Linked DNA regions of Homo sapiens: region 1 is linked to region 2. A link is a loop called in an ENCODE intact Hi-C map of the cell type or tissue named here. Cell type or tissue: heart right ventricle. All regions are shown on one strand. Links, peaks and the distances in the headings refer to the core of each region. The heading gives the core; the rest is flanking DNA.

Region 1 (8,483 bases), core at 265-8,264, 180 kb before region 2:
TATCATGGAAAATTCTGGAGAGCAGTTATCTTGGGACAGAGATGAGGCAGTTGGCGGGGCGGGGCGGGGTGGGGGGGAACAGGGGACAGGGGTGGTCACAGGAGTCCTAGCTGCTCTGAAGTCGTGAGTGGGGACAGCAGAGCCTGTTCAGGAGGCTGCTGACTGTCCAGGGCTTTGCTGAGTGCCTGGCTCTGCCAATGGGAGGTTACCAGCAGGAGAGCCTGGAGTGTCGAGGAGTCACCACGGCCCTGCACTCAGTTAATGCTCTACTGTTGCTGTCTGGATATCACTTGACTTTTGGGTGTGGTTGGTGTTGCTTTAAGTTTCTGGGGATAGCAAAAGCTTAAGAAGTGACTCTTGCCATCACATGGCTGACCACCTCTGGTGAGAACACTGGAGAATAGTTTAGGGGTGCCCGAGTTTCCCCCACTGCATAGAGCCTGGTGCCAGGGAAGACAGGCTGGACCTGGCTGTGGCCCCTTGAATGGTGGCAGGGAGACCACAGCACATCGCAGGGCCCTGAGGATGACGTGTATTTGAGGGGGCAGGGTTCTCCAGTAGCAGGTGTTGCACAGTGGGGAATGGTGGGTGCAGAGCTGGGTTAGTTTTAGCAGAGGTGTGAAGGTGATTCCTCTCTGAGCTGGAGGTGGAAGCAAATGGGAAAACGGTCTGGCATAAACAGACAAGCCCCGGGGAGGCAGACAGCGTCCACCACTACCAGGTCCACCTGCTTTAGGTATACCTTCCTACCAGGACATGAGAGCCCACAGTGGCTGGGGTCTTGTCATCAGGCACCCTGAATGCTTTCAGGTGGATGGTTTGGATCTCTCCTCACCTGGCTGGTCAGGCCAGGGAGGACAAGCTGTGGACCTAACAGGTGACCACTGTCCAGACAAGGCCTATTCTACCTCCTTGCCTGGCTGTCCCCTCCTTAGGCCTGTTGCCCCTTCCTCTCTAGACCCTCTGCCTGCCAGGTGTGTAAGCCTTTCTGCCTGGACAGCCTCATTGAGACAGCCCTAGACTAACAGTCACCCATATTGAGCCCAAGCCCACCCTGCATGATGCCAAGCTTAGAAATGTCACCCTGGAGTCACAAAATCCCTTCTTTGCATTACCAAAAGAGGTGGTCACTCAGGGGTGCTGGAATCTTCCCCACCTTAAGGCTTAGCTCCAGTCTGTAGCCCATTCCCTGACAGGTACCTGGGTTTCCCAGCCTTTGATGACCCCAAACGCTGTCTCTTCCCTAAGGGTCACTGCCTTGGGATTTGCCTGCAGGCTAGGCACACCTGGTAAATGAGGTCTCCACACACTGGGTCATTAGTACCCACAAGCAATCACTGTTGAGTTCATGAACTCTCAGGCTGGAGCTCAGCAGTCCCACTAGGGACCACCACTGGGGTCACAAGATGGCCTTGATCCCCAGTTATCTGGATCCCCAGTTCCCTGAACCAGAGCAGCTTCCTAAACTCCCTAGTCCAGCAGAGGTTAGGGCTCGCTTTCCCTGCTAGAGGGGCCTCCTCCAAACCCCACAGTGCCCCAACAACACTTCCTGTCCTCTGGTAGACCCTTACCTGCCTGTGTCTTGCACAAAGTGCACACTGGGAGGCAAGAGCCTGTCTCTGCAGTAAGAAGGGCTTGGGGCAGTGCTCCGCTGGCAGGCAGACAAGGCAGGCAGGGCCCCAGCCCAATGCCTGAGTCAGCAGGCTCCTAACAGCCTGAGTGACCTCCTCATAGCATGGGGTCAGTGCAGCGGCAATGTCTGGGTTGTTGAGGGTTTTGATGGGTGATCAATGCTGGAGGATCCTCCCTCTGCCTTCCCCATCCAACACAGATCATCTCCAATGTGCCAGACCTGTGCTGGGCAACAAGGTTGGCTGAGATGGCCTGAGACAGGGTCCCTTGATGAACAGTCCACTGGGAATGGGGCCTGCAGTGGCCCTGGATGATTTCAGTATCTGCCACTCACCTTGGTCATGATGCCACAGAGAGTGTGGCATGGCCAGGACTGTACCTGGGGCAGATGGTCTTGCTCTTTGGTTCTGGGGAGGAGCGCAAAGTGACTGGGCTCAGGTGAAGGAGCTGTTGGCTTATGAGGAGGCTGCTCCAAGAAGCAAATAGGAGACAAGGAACCACTGGCCTGCAGATGGGGCAGGATCCTGGACCTGGGCCCCCCGAGTCACCAGCCACATGGCCTTGGGAGTGTTACTTACTCCTGTGATTGTAGCACAATGAGGGGTTAGACTACAAAGTCCCTCAGGCCCTGACCAGCTCTGGGGAAGAAGGCCTAGGACTGAGAGAGGCAGCAGGGAGGCTGGCCAGGGTCACCTCCCAGGTCCAGGCAGCTTTCCTGCAAGTGTTTCCTAAGCTGTCCTTCTCCAGGGAGAATAGCCTCAGCCCTGCCTGACAGGAGGCGGCATACACCTGAGCGCCTGACAGTACCCTCGTGAACCTGCCTGAGGGTGGCCACATTCCCACACCCCATGTGTGCCTATCTCCATCAGCACTGAGAAGACAGCAAACGCCAGCTTGCCAGGGGTTTACCCAGAAAGCCCAGCGCATACCCCCAGAGTGTTCTGGCAGACCTGTGCCAGCTGGGTTCAGTGACAGTTCATCCTGCCATGGGCTCTGGTCTCCCCATCACCCTCTGAGGGGGAAGCAGGAAGTTGTGAGGGGTAGCCGGGCCTGACCTCTCTTCCCTGGCACGATGCTGTCTCCCTGTGCAAAGTGGGGACTTCAGGCATTTGGTGTGGAGGAATGGGTGGTGGGATTGAAAACCCCTACCAGACCCCTGTCACACCAAGGAGCCCAGCGATGGGGGGGTTTCTTCCCTCCCTCTGAGGTAAGACCAATCTGTTAAACTTTCAGTACTAAAAAATAAAACCGAGTGGGAGGAAGGTGAGGACTGAAAAACTACATATCAGGTATCATGCTGATTACCTGGGTGACAAAATTATCTGTACACCAAACCCCTATGATCCAATTTACCCATGTAACAACCCTTGAACCTAAAGTTGGAAAGAAAAAAAAAGGTAAAATTAACAAATCCATATTAGTGTGAGCTGGGTGAGTAGTTTAGTCTGAAATGACAGAATATTCATTTTTCGTCTCTCTGAGATAGTGACCACACTGTCCTCACCAGGACTGGCAGGGGAAGCCCCAGGGCTTTGTGACCCTGTCCCTATGGGGCACCCTGGCGTCCAGTGGGCACTCCCCAGGGCAGCAGCCTGGTTTAAATGCCTGTTCCCCAGACCCCACAGTCAGACGGTAGAGAGGAGCCTCAGGGACATAGCCCAGTTCTTCAGGACCGTGGGCCACATGGGCTGCTTGACCTCTGACCACCAAGGAGGGAGTTTCTCAAGGACTGGCCAGGTTCTGTGCTGACAACTTCGTGCTTTTCATCGACAAAGCGAGTCATGCTGTCCCTTCCCCAGCTGAGCTGGCTGCCAACAGGCCCAGTGGAGAGCAGATTTGAGGTGGGGGTGAGGTCTGTTCCCCAAGCGCAGTGTTCTGGGCAGTGAGTTCTCTGTGCAGCAGCTGACGCCTCTTGGACACATTTCCACACAAAACACTTCTCAACTGTTCTCCCTCCTGCACTCTTCAGGGGCAAATACGCCTCTCCTTTCTGGCGGGTTATTTCTGGCCCTGGGAGTATGCTAGGCAATTCTAAGGATTGCCTTTGAAACAGTCTTTATTCAGCCAAGTACTTCTCACACCCCTAGGTCCTGTCCCCAGGGGTGAGCAGGGTCAGAGGAGGCTGGAGATGGGGTGGGCACAGAGAAGGAGAGTCAAAGATCTGACTGAGGAAGAAGCAGGTGGCCAGCCACCTGGGAGACTTCTGTGTCAGACACGGCGTTATGTCCTGGAGGAAGCCCATTGCGAGGGCTCAGCAAAGTTAACAGCAGGTATGCACCTGGAGACCAAGGAGGGCCTTGGAGCCTGGTGGGCAAAGGTGGCCCTTCAGTGGAATCATTCCCAACTCTGCACTCACCCTAAGCTTTCCAGTAACTACAGAATTCCAGAACCTGTTTGAAAGGATGTAAGATCTATAGCTACATTCTTTTTCTCCCCACTGGTCAAAATCTTACAGGATTTCTAAAGCTGTATTGAGATCTTGCCCAGTGCATTCAGACCAGATGGGAAACAACCCCTAAGAATTCCCCATGCTGGTGTTTGCTGTGTACGTTGGCCTGGGACCTCAAGGCTAGAATGCAACAATAATGACCATGCACAGACAGAACTGTCTCAGCAGCAAATGTCACACGCAGACCCAGAACTGCTTAAATACCAATTTATTGCAAACCAACACCAAGGAGCTGGAATAGCTTTGCAGGCTGGACACCTCACTCTCCTCGGGCCCTGGACAAGGGAAATGAGTCACCCCGCTTTCCTCGGACCTCAGCTGGTGGGACTTAGTGGCTGGCCAAACTGCGGCTGTTGTGTCTAAAAAGAGAAAACAGGCAGGGTGTGCCAGCTCTGGAGACTGGGCCAGTCCAGGGTGGTGGCTCAGGGCAGAGAATCACCCACCAGACAGCGTGGCTCAACGGGAGCAAGGCGCGCAGGGACAGGCTCCACAACCACACCAAGCACCGCAGTGTGGCACCGGGACCAGATGCAAGTGGCTGTTCCTGCCATGGGGCCAATACCCAATACTATCCCTCAGTCATTCTTCCTAGATATTGGTTTGCTGTTTATTAAAGCAGGGCAGGGAGTGGGGAGAAATGCAACACAGAATATAAAATCAGGCAAAACAAACACTAGTCACCATGGAAGTGAATGACTCTCAAAGTCTCCCAAATAACAAGGTGTAGGGCATCTCACACCACTGCATCACTTCTGGAAGACTACCCACAGGGTGGGGGCTGCAATGGGGGCCAACTCGGGAACTATAGAGAAGAGAGGAGACACACACCACAAGACCTCCTTTCATTAGGCAGGAAAGCTCTTGTGGGACAGTGGTGTGCAAATCCTAGGACCTCAATGGGAAGAACTCCAGGAAAAAAAATGACAAGTCTTTCTCAGGACCCCTCATAGATGACAAGAATTCTGCTCCCCAGGGTCGAGATCTCTTTAGAGGGGCTTCACCAGCTCAGTGGCAAATATCAGACAACAAGACTCTCACATTCCAAAGGGGGTATCTAGGGCCTTTTGCTCTCCTGTGATGATCGGAGCAACATGTTTGGACCCACAGAAGACTTCCCAGGAATGCTTTCTTACAAGGGGTGTCAGCCACCACTGTAAACCAGAAACAAACCACAAACTTACTCTCCAAGAGAGCCCCCACAACCCAAGTATCCATAGAGAGTGTGCAGGAGCGGGGACCTTCCCCTGACAATAGGCCCTCTTAGCATCTGCGGGCCTTGATTCTTGCTGGCCGTGCATGGTGCCAGGGTGCACTGCCCTGCTGTGTGGCTTATCCATGCTCTGAGCTTGACAGACAGGCAAATGGACAGTGCCGGTGGCAGCTGAACCATACTCCCGGCGATGGGCACCCAGAGCCCCTGTGAGTACTTGGAACACAGGCCTGAGGACCTGTCTCATAATCTCGTCTTTGCACCTTGGCTGGAGTCAGTCAGCAGCCATGGCTCAGGGCATAGGCTTGGGGGTCCTGAGGCAGTGACCAGTCCCTGGAGAACAGGTAAGATTGGGCCATAAGTTCCAAGGAGCACAGTCTGGCACCTGGCACAGAGGATGGGAAGAGGGGAGTCTTCACTCTCTTCTGGTTCAGTTGTGGTGGGACAGTGTGCCTTCACGCCCCATGCAGAAATTCCTCCTCTCCCAGAAGCCCTTCAAGGTCAAAGCTTCTCAGGACTTGTGGCTGTCGAGCTCTGCTGAGCTGATGGACATGCTGTGGTCTCCTCCTGAGGGCACCAGCTCTCCACTCCTGCCCACACTTTGACACCGTGCACCCAAAGAGGACGTCTTATGGGGAGCCAAGCACAGCATGCCATGCGTGGTGGCCGGGCTTGGTTCACTTCAACAAGAACCAAAGCAAGGTCGCCACAGTCAGAGAACAGAATCCCCGCTGCATCTGGACCTGAGCCCAGAACCTAGGCTTTCTCCGAACAACTAGAACGTGCAAACAGGGCTCCAGTCTCCACTGCTCTGACCATGAGGCTGAGGCAGGCAAAGCACATTTATAAGGGGATGAGCAAGAAGACCACGTGAATGCTCTCAAAAGAGGTCAAGGGGCAAGGAGTTTCCCAGAGCAGCCTCAGGCACAGCCATTCCTTGCTTGCCCTCATGCAAGCACAGAGCTTCACACACTTCAATGACTTCAGCTTCGCCTGAGAGTCCAGCAACAACTCCACATCCCAACCAGAAGACATGCAAGCAGAATAGCGTCAAAACAACAGCAAGCAGAGAGCAGGGGAGGAAAGACATGCTGCCTGCAGTGGCTGGTTGCTGTGGAGACAAAAGCATGTGATCCCAATTTGCTGGGATATCCTCTCCTGCATTTCAAACACCTTCACTCAGTGTCAGCCACAGCGGCCACCACATAGCAGCTGGCCCCGCACCTTCTCTGGAACAGTCTGGAGATGCAAGGTCAGGGTGGAAGGCCTGGTTCACCCTTGAAAGAAAGGATGGCTAGGGGTAAACAAGACGAGCAAGTCCCTGGAATGCAGGGAGCCAAGAAGGGCAGCCGAGGATAAGGCTCTGCCTCCCCACCGGCGAGGGTTTCCTTTCCTTCTGGTCATTAAAACTGCACAGCCCCCGGGGAGATGTTGAACATGGCAGGGTCGAATCGCTGGCCTCGGAAGGGAGAACCTTCAGCATCCCACCCCTTCTTCAGCATCTCATGGACTTTCTACAAACAGAAAATAGAGAGATTAAAGGGGATCACAACGCACTGTGTACTTTCTCCCAGAGCAGACTCTGACTGCAGGTAGAGAGCCTTCTTGCTTCCTCAGGGCTCAGGCACTTGCCTGGCAAGACCGGCTGGCCAGAGAACTGTACTACCCTGGAGCAGCCTTCGACCAAGGGAGGTACTGGGTGCCTGCCAATTTCTCTCCAAGACTGCTCCACAGACTGAATTTCTAACCCTCCATCTTCTGTCCCCAGCAAGCACTGGCTCCTCTTTATGGTTCATCTTGTCCCTTTTCCACCAGGATCTCTGTCCAAATTCCAAACACCCTGCAACATCTATGGTCCCACCAGGCACTGACTAAGGCATTAAGAGGGAGTGTCCCAGCCCACCAGGGTTGTAGAGAAGGTGCGTAGAGAAAGTGCTCAAGCCCCACCTGAGTCATGACTAAGGTGTGCAGAGGAGATACCCTAGCACCCCAGTTATCAGCATCAAGAACTATATCATCAGACAATCCAGGGTTGACCCAGGATGTGGCACGGAGGAAGAAACCTCAGAATGTCCAGTGGTAGACCCGTCAGTCAGGAATTCCCCACTGCATCCTTGCAGATGCAGTCAGAGCTGGTTGACTAAGCCCTCGCCAACGTGTGGCCATTCTGGAACTATCTAGCCTCCAAGGATCAGAAGCAAGGCTCAGTGTGTGGCCATGGCAGGGGACATCAGGGAGATTGGACCCTGAGGGAAGCATCTGTACCTGGGCTGGCAGGCCCTCTTCTCCTCAAAGGGACTCTATATCTGCCCTCCTCACCTGGCCACCATGAGTACACTGAGGGCTAGGGATGATCTCTCCTTCCTTCTAACCTTCTGACCACAAGAGACAAAAGAGACTATGTAGGGCCAGTAGTTATTCTACCAATATGATCCACAGTCCCTGTTGCACAAAACCCTGTAGCATAGGCCCAGAAAACGAGGCTGTGGGATTCTCAGCACCAGGGCTTCTCCTTAAATAAAACATAATCTTCCTAACAAGAGGGTTTTCTTTTTCCTGTTTTTATTTTTTACAGATAGGGTCTCACTCTGTTTCCAAGGCTACAGTGCAGTGTGTGGTCATAGCTCAGTGCAGCTTCAAACTCCTGGGCTCAAGCGATCCTCCCACCTCAGCCTCCTGAGTACTTAAAACTATGGGTGCAGTCCACCATACCCAGCTTCATTTTCTTTTTTTAAGACCTAAGTGATGCAACAACAAGCATATCAAAGACAGATACTATATACTAGGGATTAATTGACATTACTATCAATTTCTTACAGGCAACTCACATCAGAGACTTTGGAAAGACCATTTTGAGAACAAGTGCTGCAGCTCACATGGAGTGGCTGTGGGTGCAGAGAAGACTACATGAAGCCCCTCTGCACAGCCTCAACAAAACACAAGAATGGATGACTTCAGCAGGCAGCTGCATGAAGCCTCTGAACCTTTCAACAGAACCCCAGCCAGCTGTAGGGCAAATGACACCTGTGGAGCCCTGCAGCCACCACAGTCTTACCCTGGGAACCCGGGTTGCTGCATGGGGGCCCGATGTAGGATGCCCAGAGTGCAAAGGGCAGATTAGTAGACTTGATCTTACAACAGAGGGATCCTAGGGTGCCAAGATCAGCACTCAGACCTTTCCTGAGGCAAAAG
Region 2 (8,483 bases), core at 394-8,393:
GGTCCTTGCCTCCGAAGAGCTCCCACATCAAGGTGGGGACAGGCCCCAGCAATTAGAGCTTCATGAGGTCAGAGCAGCATCAGACACACAGAGGAGGATGCCCAGCCCAGGCTGGCGCTCAGGAAGACTTCCTGGAGGAGGCCACGCGTGGGTCAGAGAGGTCTCACAACCTAGGGTTGCACATTTAGCAAATAAAAAGCAGGATGCCCAGCTATACTGGAATTTCAGAGAAACAGTGAATATCTGTTTTAGCATATGTCCCAAATATTGGACAGGACACGGTTATGCTGTAAAATTCCTCATTATTTGAAATTCCAATCTAGCTAGACATCTCCTACTTTACCTGGCCTCCCACGTCACCATGACTTTCGGATTAAGTGTTGGGCTCAGAGAAGGGATGTGACAGGGAAGTTTCATATCCAGGACTTGAACCTAGGTATCCCACCTCCAATTCCAGACTAGAGTCTGACAGACACAGCACCTCCCCTCTACCACTTAGCCAAGTGACATTGGGCTGGCTAGTTAATCTAAGCTTTTGCCAATCTGCAAAATAAATGTGTGTGGTGGATATTAAAGCCTTGCCTCTCAAATGTGGACTAGAGACCAGCACCTTTGGGCTCACCTGGGACGGAGGTGAGAACTCAAATGCAGAACCCCAGGCTGTGCCCTAGACGTATTCTCGTGGAAGTATGGAGACACGTCCCAGAAGGCAATGGTGGATTCAACAGGCATTGGGAGGTGCTAGCACAGAGCTGGGCTGCAACAGGCGTGCCAGGTGCCTGAGCCACTTCGGCCCCTACAGGAACCCTTGGAGGGGACATTTTACCCCCACTTACAGGTGAGAACCTAGAGAAGGCCAAGAAAAGTGACATGCCTTCCCTGTATGAGACCATACAGTCAGAAAGTGGCCATCATGGTCTGACCTGGCCACTGTGCCCACAGAGCACCTGGGACATTGAGGCGAGCCACAGCAGGATGCTGCGTGGTGGAGGCAACCCTTGGGGTGTTCGTCGGAAGACCCCCTTGATGTGCCTTGTTCTTTAGCCCACTGTTGCCACAGATACCCTCAGTGCATTCTACGCCAAACCTACTGCATCTCAGCAGGTTTGCGGATAGGCTGGAGGGATAACAAGACACTGGATGCATTGAGTTCTGAAAGCATTTCAGGATAAATAAACTAAATACTGTGCATTTGCCCAGTGTCATGCCTGGCACAGAGCAGGTCTGCTTGGCCAAGGCACCTTCCTCTCTGCAATGATGAACCACTCCTTCCCTTCCTTACCCTTGTAAACATGGCTGTGAGGAATGGAAGAGCAGCAACTCACAGCCTGTTCCACAAGGCAGGAGTCTTACATAATGATGTTCCTGGGGAAAAGGATGACAGCTGACGGGGCACCTTCCCTGCTCAAATTCAACTTTATCACCATTGCCTCTTGGGGCCCCGCCCCTGAAGTCCAAAGTCTCACAACTAATTCCCCCAAAGCTGAGTCATTCATCCTTAGCAGATGCAGGCAGAGAATCCGCTGGGCTGGGAATGCACCCTGAGCCTTTTGTGCTCCAGGTCCAGAGGTTTCTGGGCACACCACTGTCCTCCCATCTGCTATCACCAGCTATATCATCAGAATGCTGTTGGCCGGGTGTGGTGGCTCACGCCTGTAATCCCAGAACTTTGGGAGGCCGAGGCGGGTGGATTACCCGAGGTCAGGAGTTCATCCTGGCCAACATGGTGAAATCCCATCTCCACAAAGATACAAAAATTAGCCAGGCATGATGGTGGGTGCCTGTAATCCCAGCTACTCAGGAGGCTGAGGCGGGAGAATCGCTTGAACCCAGGAGGCGGAGGTTGTACTGGGCCGAGATGGCGCCACTGCACTCTAGCCTGGGTGACAGAACAAGACTCCATCTCAAAAAAAAAAAAAAAAAAAAGAAAGAAAAAAAAAAAGAATGCCCTTGTTTTCAAAAACCCTCCATCTTCTGTATCCTTTGAATTTTTAATATGTGACTATTACATTTTTTTAAAAAATCAAATTTTCAGCCCCCATTGCATATTTTGGTAACAACCCTCTGGTCTTTTCACCCTCAAATGTGCAGGGATCCCTCCCACCCCAGGGAATTTGCACATGCTGTCTCCCCTGCTAGGATTGCTGTTCCCTCCCACCCTTCCCATCTCAGCATAAACCTCACTTTCTCAAGGAAGGCAGCATTCTCTCCAACTGGGTGAGGGCCCCTTATAGCCCTCCAGTACCCTGAACTCCCAACATGACTATTGAGCAGTCTGCATTGGCTGACCATCTCTGCTCCTTGCCTCATAGACTGTGCCTTGTCCATCTGATTCCAGACCATAGCACAGTCCACACAGCCAGGCACCCATTCAGGTATACATGTGGGCAAAACTGTGCCAGCCCAGAGTGGAGAGGCCACTGCATTCTCCTGACCTTCCTGCTTCAGCCCAGGGCGTCACCAGCCTGAAAACCATCCAAGCTTCTCTGCTGTTTAGTGAAGCCTTAGGCTTCCACGCAGCATGTGCCACACCTCCTTCCTCCCTTCCAGGCCCACATGCCCTCTGTGCTGTTTGGCCCTGGACAGCCCTAGGTTCATTTGCCCATAGCACACATACCCTCATCCAAGGCCTGCCCCAGTCCTGATTTGCACATTTGTGCAAAGGGCACAGGCTTTGGCCAGACTAAGTCCAAGAGGCCAACCCTGAGTGCCTGTTTGTTCACACGTAAATGGGCACATGGTACCTGCCTCCCAGGTGGGGTGTTGAACGAGCCATTTATACTTACTTTCTCTCTGTAGTCTCAGGACACGAAGATGGACCTTCCTGTTCTTTATTTTTTAAAGATAGAGTCTCACGGCCAGGCATGGTGGCTCACGCCTGTAATCCCAGCACTTTGGGAGGCCGAGGTGGGTGGATCACCTGAGGTCAGAAGTTCAAGACCAGCCTGACCAACATGGTGAAACTCTGTCTCTACTAAAAATATAAAAAACTTAGCCAGGCGTGGTGGCGGCCACCTGTAATCCCAGCTACTCAGGAGGTTGAGGCGGGAAGAATTGCTTGAACCCAGGAGGCAGAGGTTGCAGTGAGCTGAGATTGCACCACCACACTCCAGCCTGGGCAACAAAGTGAGACTCTGTCTCAAAAAAAAAGAGAGAGAGTGTCTCAGTATGTTGCCCAGGATGGAGTGCAGTTGCGTGATCATACAGCCTCGAACTTCTGGGCTCAAGCAATCCTCCCATTCTTTCCAATGCCCTGGCCCCAGAGCGCCCACATGGTGCCTAACCCCACAGCAAAAGCCCCCGTGGTACCAGCTACTCCACCAGGGTGGACAGGCCAGAACCCAAATCTTGCAAAGAACCTCATTCACCAGGCAACTTCTAAGCCTCATCTTCCCCACCTAAAACATAGAAATAGCTTCCCCCAGGGATGCCGTTAGGAGGAAGGAATGTACACTTTGAACAAACAGCCTCCATATCTTTACCCAAGCTCCTCTGCTCCGGGCCCAGACCCTGCTATCCCCAGGCACGAATACAGCATAAGGCTGGCTCCATGTTCCTCTACCCCACCCCCCAAAGAAGGAAATCACTGGGGAAACCAATCTCCTCTCCATCAGGGTGGCTCTGGGATACAAGCTCTTGGTAGGGTGTGCTTGGAAGTGACAGGGTCAGAGAGATAAACATAGTGGAGACAGACTGTGCATCACTTTAGAACACAGCTTGGCTAAAACATCCAGAGCACTCACTGTCCCCAGGACCAGCCTCAGCACTCCATGAAGCCAGGTGGGAAGGCCAACCTAGGGCAAGGACCAGGCCTCAGCACTGCAGGCACTCTCTGCCCTGTCTTGTCTTCCAAGAGGTGGCAGCGATGCCCACTGATAGGGTCTGTGCAGTTGACAGATGTCTCCCAGCAGATGCTCAAATGGTTGCTCTTTATCTCCAGTTCCATTAACTCTTTGTCCTTCTGAATACTGCTAACCACCAAACTGCAAGAATATCGTCTGCAGCTCCTTAGCAGCTCTAGTTCACACCTGCCCAGAAAGTACCACTGTCCTGCCCCCATCATACACACTGGCTTCGTGGAAATCCTTGGGTGTTAACAGAAGAGGAGCAGGGATCATGGAGGCCCCAAATCTCGGGTCCTGCTAGCTTCAGTCCTACCATGACCAAAGACACAGACTCCTTCGTCTCTGTATAAGCTTTTGCCGAGAAAAAACTTGGTTCTTTCTAAAATACTCAGGCACTCTCCTAGTTTCTCCCCACTCTCCTGCTGCCCCAACCTCCTCATGCCCCCAGCATGGCCTTGTGACGCCTGGTAAGCAGGTGACATGCAATCTAGGACCCCAAGCCAGCAGAGAAGCCCAGCCTTCAGGCTGAGAAGGCAGCTGGAGAGCTCAGGCCAGGGCATAAGGGACAGTACACATGTGTGTATGTCACACCACCGCTTATGCACATAACACACAGACACAGCTCACACATCAACAGTTGTTCAGAAAGGGACCAGCAGATAGCTGCCCCGGCTCCTCTAAGGAAGAGCAGGCAGCTTCCCCCCGAATCTACATGTGCGTGTGCTCGGGGAGAGGAAGGCTGGCGGTCAGGAAGGCCCATCTCCCAGCCTGATCCCAGGCAGCAGGGCTGCAGGAGCTGGGCAGGAAGGCTCTGGGCCGGCCATAGCCACCTGCCAGCAAGGGCAGGCTTCTCTTCTCATGGCTGGGGCAGCTCGGCACAGCTGACCTCTGCTGGCCAAGTGAAGCACTGCATGCAGCCACAGAGCCAGGCACAGCTGTCTTCCGAAGTTTCCCGACTCCTGATGTTTTGGGGATTCAAATAGTCCTTTTCATATGCTGGAGGCACAAACTGGGGCAGCTAAAATTTTTATTCTGTTGTCAAGGGGCAAGATGCCAGCTTGGAAGTGCCAAGGAGCTAAAGGGCCCAGCACTGCCGGCCCCAGAACTGTCTGTTCAGGCTGTGCAGTAAGCACCAGAGCCTCGCCTGTCCACGAAGGGTGTAAGCCTGTGCTCCACAATGTGCTCAGCTCCAGAGAGGCCCAACAACCTCAGGAGGGCTTGGCTGTGGGTCTGAATTTCTTTCCTTTGTGCTTGAAGCTGCGCAGTGGGTTCTGGGACTTTGCTCTCTAAGGAGGCAAAGTCACAGGTTAGTTGGGGGAATCAGGCCGACAGACAATCCACCCACCCACCCACCCAACTGAGAAAGACACAAAGGGAGCCGTGCCGGCAACTGGCCAACACGACCAGAAGGTGCTGCAGATAAGGAAATGGGGAAAGGCAGCTGGGGAAAGAAAAGCAGGGCCTGCAGGCGGCTGCAAAAGTACCCCTATCCCACACCAGATTTTTGGGGCCCGGTTCTAGGGTGCCCCCTCTTCCCCTCCCTAGGGCACCCTCTCTTCCCCTCCCTAGGGCAAGGCGCCTCCACATTCTGGTGATGACAAAAGAGCAGGTTGGGAGGAGTCCTGGGGCTGTCCGCAGTCCCCAGGAGCCGTACCTTGGCCTTCCTACAAGAGGAAGACAGCTTCTTCCGCTTCTTGTGAGGGCGCACCAGGCCACGGAGAGCAGGAGGAACTGGAAGAGATGCTTGCCTGAGCAGTGGGCTCACCGCTACTGCTCCCATCCCTGCCCTCCCGCTGATTCTGCAGCAAATTCTCCAATTCTGACCCAACTGGCAGCCTATGACATACATCTATTCACTACCACATCTGCACAGGGCCAGGAGAATGTGAGCACCTTAGACTTCCACTATTTAAATCACTCTCCTATATTGTTTAGATTTGTTACAACAAACATGTAACAAGAAAGAAAAAGACAGACATCCTTAAAGAAAGAAAATGCAGCTGAAATAAAAGTCAACAGGTAGTTTCTTCACCTGTGGCCCATTACTACCGATACAGGGGGCCCCGCATCCCAGCTGCACCTGATCTTGGCTCTATCTTCACCTCGCCCACCCCATGGACTCCCCCAGGCCAACCACACCTGGGCCCTCCCCTTCAAATGTCAAACATCCCACATCCTGACACCTTTCCACCTTCTCCTGGCCCTTCTAAACCTCCTGGCCACACCTTGGCAAATGACTCCGCTATACGAGCAGACTGGGTTCCTGAGGCCAAAGTTCTAGCCTTACCTTCTCCCTCCCTACCCACCCTCCCAACTCCCCTCCTCACATCTCAGGCCAGGACCTGGACTGGGGTCTCCTCCAGCTCACTGTCCCATGGGAACCCGGCCCCCACCGCTCTCTCTGGCATTTTCATGTTCCCATCTCTTCTGGATCCTTCCTTTCCCAGTGCCCAGGCTTTTCCTGCCCTGGAACATTCCATCTCCACCCTTTGTCACCTCCATAGCAGCAACACCACACCCGCTGGGTGGCTGCAGGTCCAGGCTGAGCAGACCCTGTGGCATTGGGAAGGGTCCTGCACTTGCTGCCCACAGCCTCCTCTCCACCACTCTCCTCCTTCAATCCATTTTAGGCATAAAAGTCACACATACTCATTACCAAAAACACCTCCTATGAGACACTGAAAGAAGTCATTACCCAGAGCCTGCCAAAGATGAGGAGAGGTGCCCAGTATTAATGGCCACATAAAGCTCTAGCCTGGGCTGCACTACAGAAACCAATCCCAGGGTCCTGACCTCATGCCTGCCAACCCCTGCATCCCTCGCACCACCACTGGCTCTTCTCTTGCTACCTTGTCGGTTTAGGCCTTACAGAGTCTGTCTCCCTGCTGACTGTTCTTACCCAGAGACTCCACAGATGCCTCTTCAGCAGCTGCTAATCTTGAGTCTTTTGCAGCACAGGTGGCTCTCTCTGCCTCCTGCCCGTGACTCTCTCCCAAACCTGTTCACTCCCTTCGACCCATGGATGGCCATTTGGCCCAGCTCTGGAGACGACCTGGCCTGAAATGCTGGGTCTGCCACCCACCCTGCACTACCTCAATTTCCTCATCTCTAAAATGGAGACAGCAACAGCTAACCCGTGGGACCAAGCAAACAAGTTTAGAAACACAGGGGTGTGCCTGTTTACATGCCCGCGTGCTGCCAGGGTCTCCAGGTTCTATTCTGCCTGAGCATCCCCAGCACCAAGCACAGGGGCTGACCCAGCAGTGGAGAAATTAATGCCACTTCCCCAGCCTGCTGCCTCCTGCCCTGTCAGGCCACACTCACCCAGGTAGTCAGGAACATGGCCCAGGTGGGGCTTCACCACTGCGGGGTGCAAAGGTAGGTCATGCCGCAGCAGCTGGAGGTCCCTAGGGTTGTCTTCAAAGTATGTCTGCCGGGGGAAGAGGGAGAGCCACAGAGTGAGCATCTTTCTTCTGTGACTTCACAGACCTAGCTTTTCAAAGGATAACACACTCATGTGTTTCAAAAGGCATGAGGCAGCTGCTTCTGTGCATTTCTCAGAACCTCCCGGGAGTGGATGTTTCCATTTTCCCTTCTCCATGACACACATGGCAGTACCCTGTACCCCTTTTTGCTGGGCATCATCTTACAGACTGTTCCATATGGACACGCAACCAACCTCATTCCTTCCCATGTAACCTTCGGCTCTGAATGCACCTGAGTTTACCTAGCAAGCCCCCTATGGTGGCCCCAGGCTGTTTCCATCTTTTGGTTCCATGATAATGCCATGGATGGATGAATGCAGGCACATGCTTGACTGTGCACATTCACAAGCGTGACCAGGATTAAGTTCCAGAAGTGGAATTTCGGATGAAAGGACACATGAGCTCGTAATTCTGCTGGACAGTGTCCACCATAAGGTTGTGCCAATTTACCACCAAGCAGAACAGACTGGCTTCCTTCCATGATTCTGGGTCCATTTCCTCCCCTTCCGTGCCAAAGGCCAGAAAACTGCCCAGTTCTCTGCTTCTCACCACTCGGAGCTCAGCCAGTCTCCAAAAAGGGCAGCCGTCTAAGATCTATCCCCTTCTCACCTCCCATCCACTCACCTTAAGCTTCTCAGAATGCAGAAGCTCTTCCTTGATCTCCTTCAATCTTGCCTCCCGAATGGCCTGCTTAGTCACTGAGCGCATGGCATCCTGGGGGTGGACACTGAAGGTCAAGACAGTGAGGCTGCCCCAAATCCTCCCTTCACACCTGGATGCTCAGCAAGACGGTGCAATCCCTGGGCCACAGCCCCTCCCCTCTCATTCCCCTCCCCACCACAGCAGCTCACCCTGCAGCGATAGCGGAAGCCCTCGATCTCCTCCATCCGGAACTGGTAGGGGAGCAGAATGGGGCCCCTGTTCTCTGTGGAGAAGAAAGCAGCGAGGGTCCCACAGGCTGAGGCCTTAGGATAGGGTCTTCATTGGAGGCCTCCTGCACCTCCCCCTTGGGGGAAAGCAGCAGGGGACCCACCGCCTTCCTGGGATGCCGAACATGCAGGTTAGCTGCACCTGGGCCTCTTACAGTGATGACCCATCTGTCCCCGTGTGTGGATGGGGGTGGCCTGTGTGGCCCCAAGCCCAAGAACCCGTC

The links. A loop is a pair of places that touch in the nucleus more often than their neighbours do. Peaks named below come from ENCODE experiments on the same cell type or tissue, not always from the same donor. Only the 100,000 strongest peaks of a DNase experiment are listed, where the experiment ranks them.
Region 1: a loop joins it to region 2, with 2.1 times the contacts of the local background. A loop is called at or near these places in 21 of 110 quality-filtered maps.

The regions. Positions count from the first base shown.
Region 1 is chr7:44,379,317-44,387,799 of GRCh38, forward strand. NUDCD3 (NudC domain containing 3) reads right to left here. Exons shown (of 6, transcript NM_015332.4): 6 at 1-6,805. The coding sequence ends at 6,695. Among named protein-coding and RNA genes, the nearest start is that of CAMK2B, 58 kb to the left of the region's middle. In heart right ventricle, for the core only: no CTCF peak of the experiment used is centred there; DNase peaks (open chromatin) are centred at 2,415, 3,445, 4,425 and 5,915; H3K27ac peaks cover 2,371 bases.
Region 2 is chr7:44,560,949-44,569,431 of GRCh38, forward strand. It overlaps DDX56 (DEAD-box helicase 56), which reads right to left. Exons shown (of 14, transcript NM_019082.4): 10 at 8,182-8,255; 11 at 7,955-8,044; 12 at 7,170-7,275; 13 at 5,500-5,576; 14 at 4,856-5,131. The coding sequence ends at 5,054. Among named protein-coding and RNA genes, the nearest start is that of DDX56, 8.7 kb to the right of the region's middle. RefSeq lists enhancers at 409-1,303, 4,716-5,215 and a silencer at 4,651-4,862. In heart right ventricle, for the core only: a CTCF peak has its summit at 4,745 (motif pointing left); a DNase peak (open chromatin) is centred at 4,693; H3K27ac peaks cover 1,346 bases.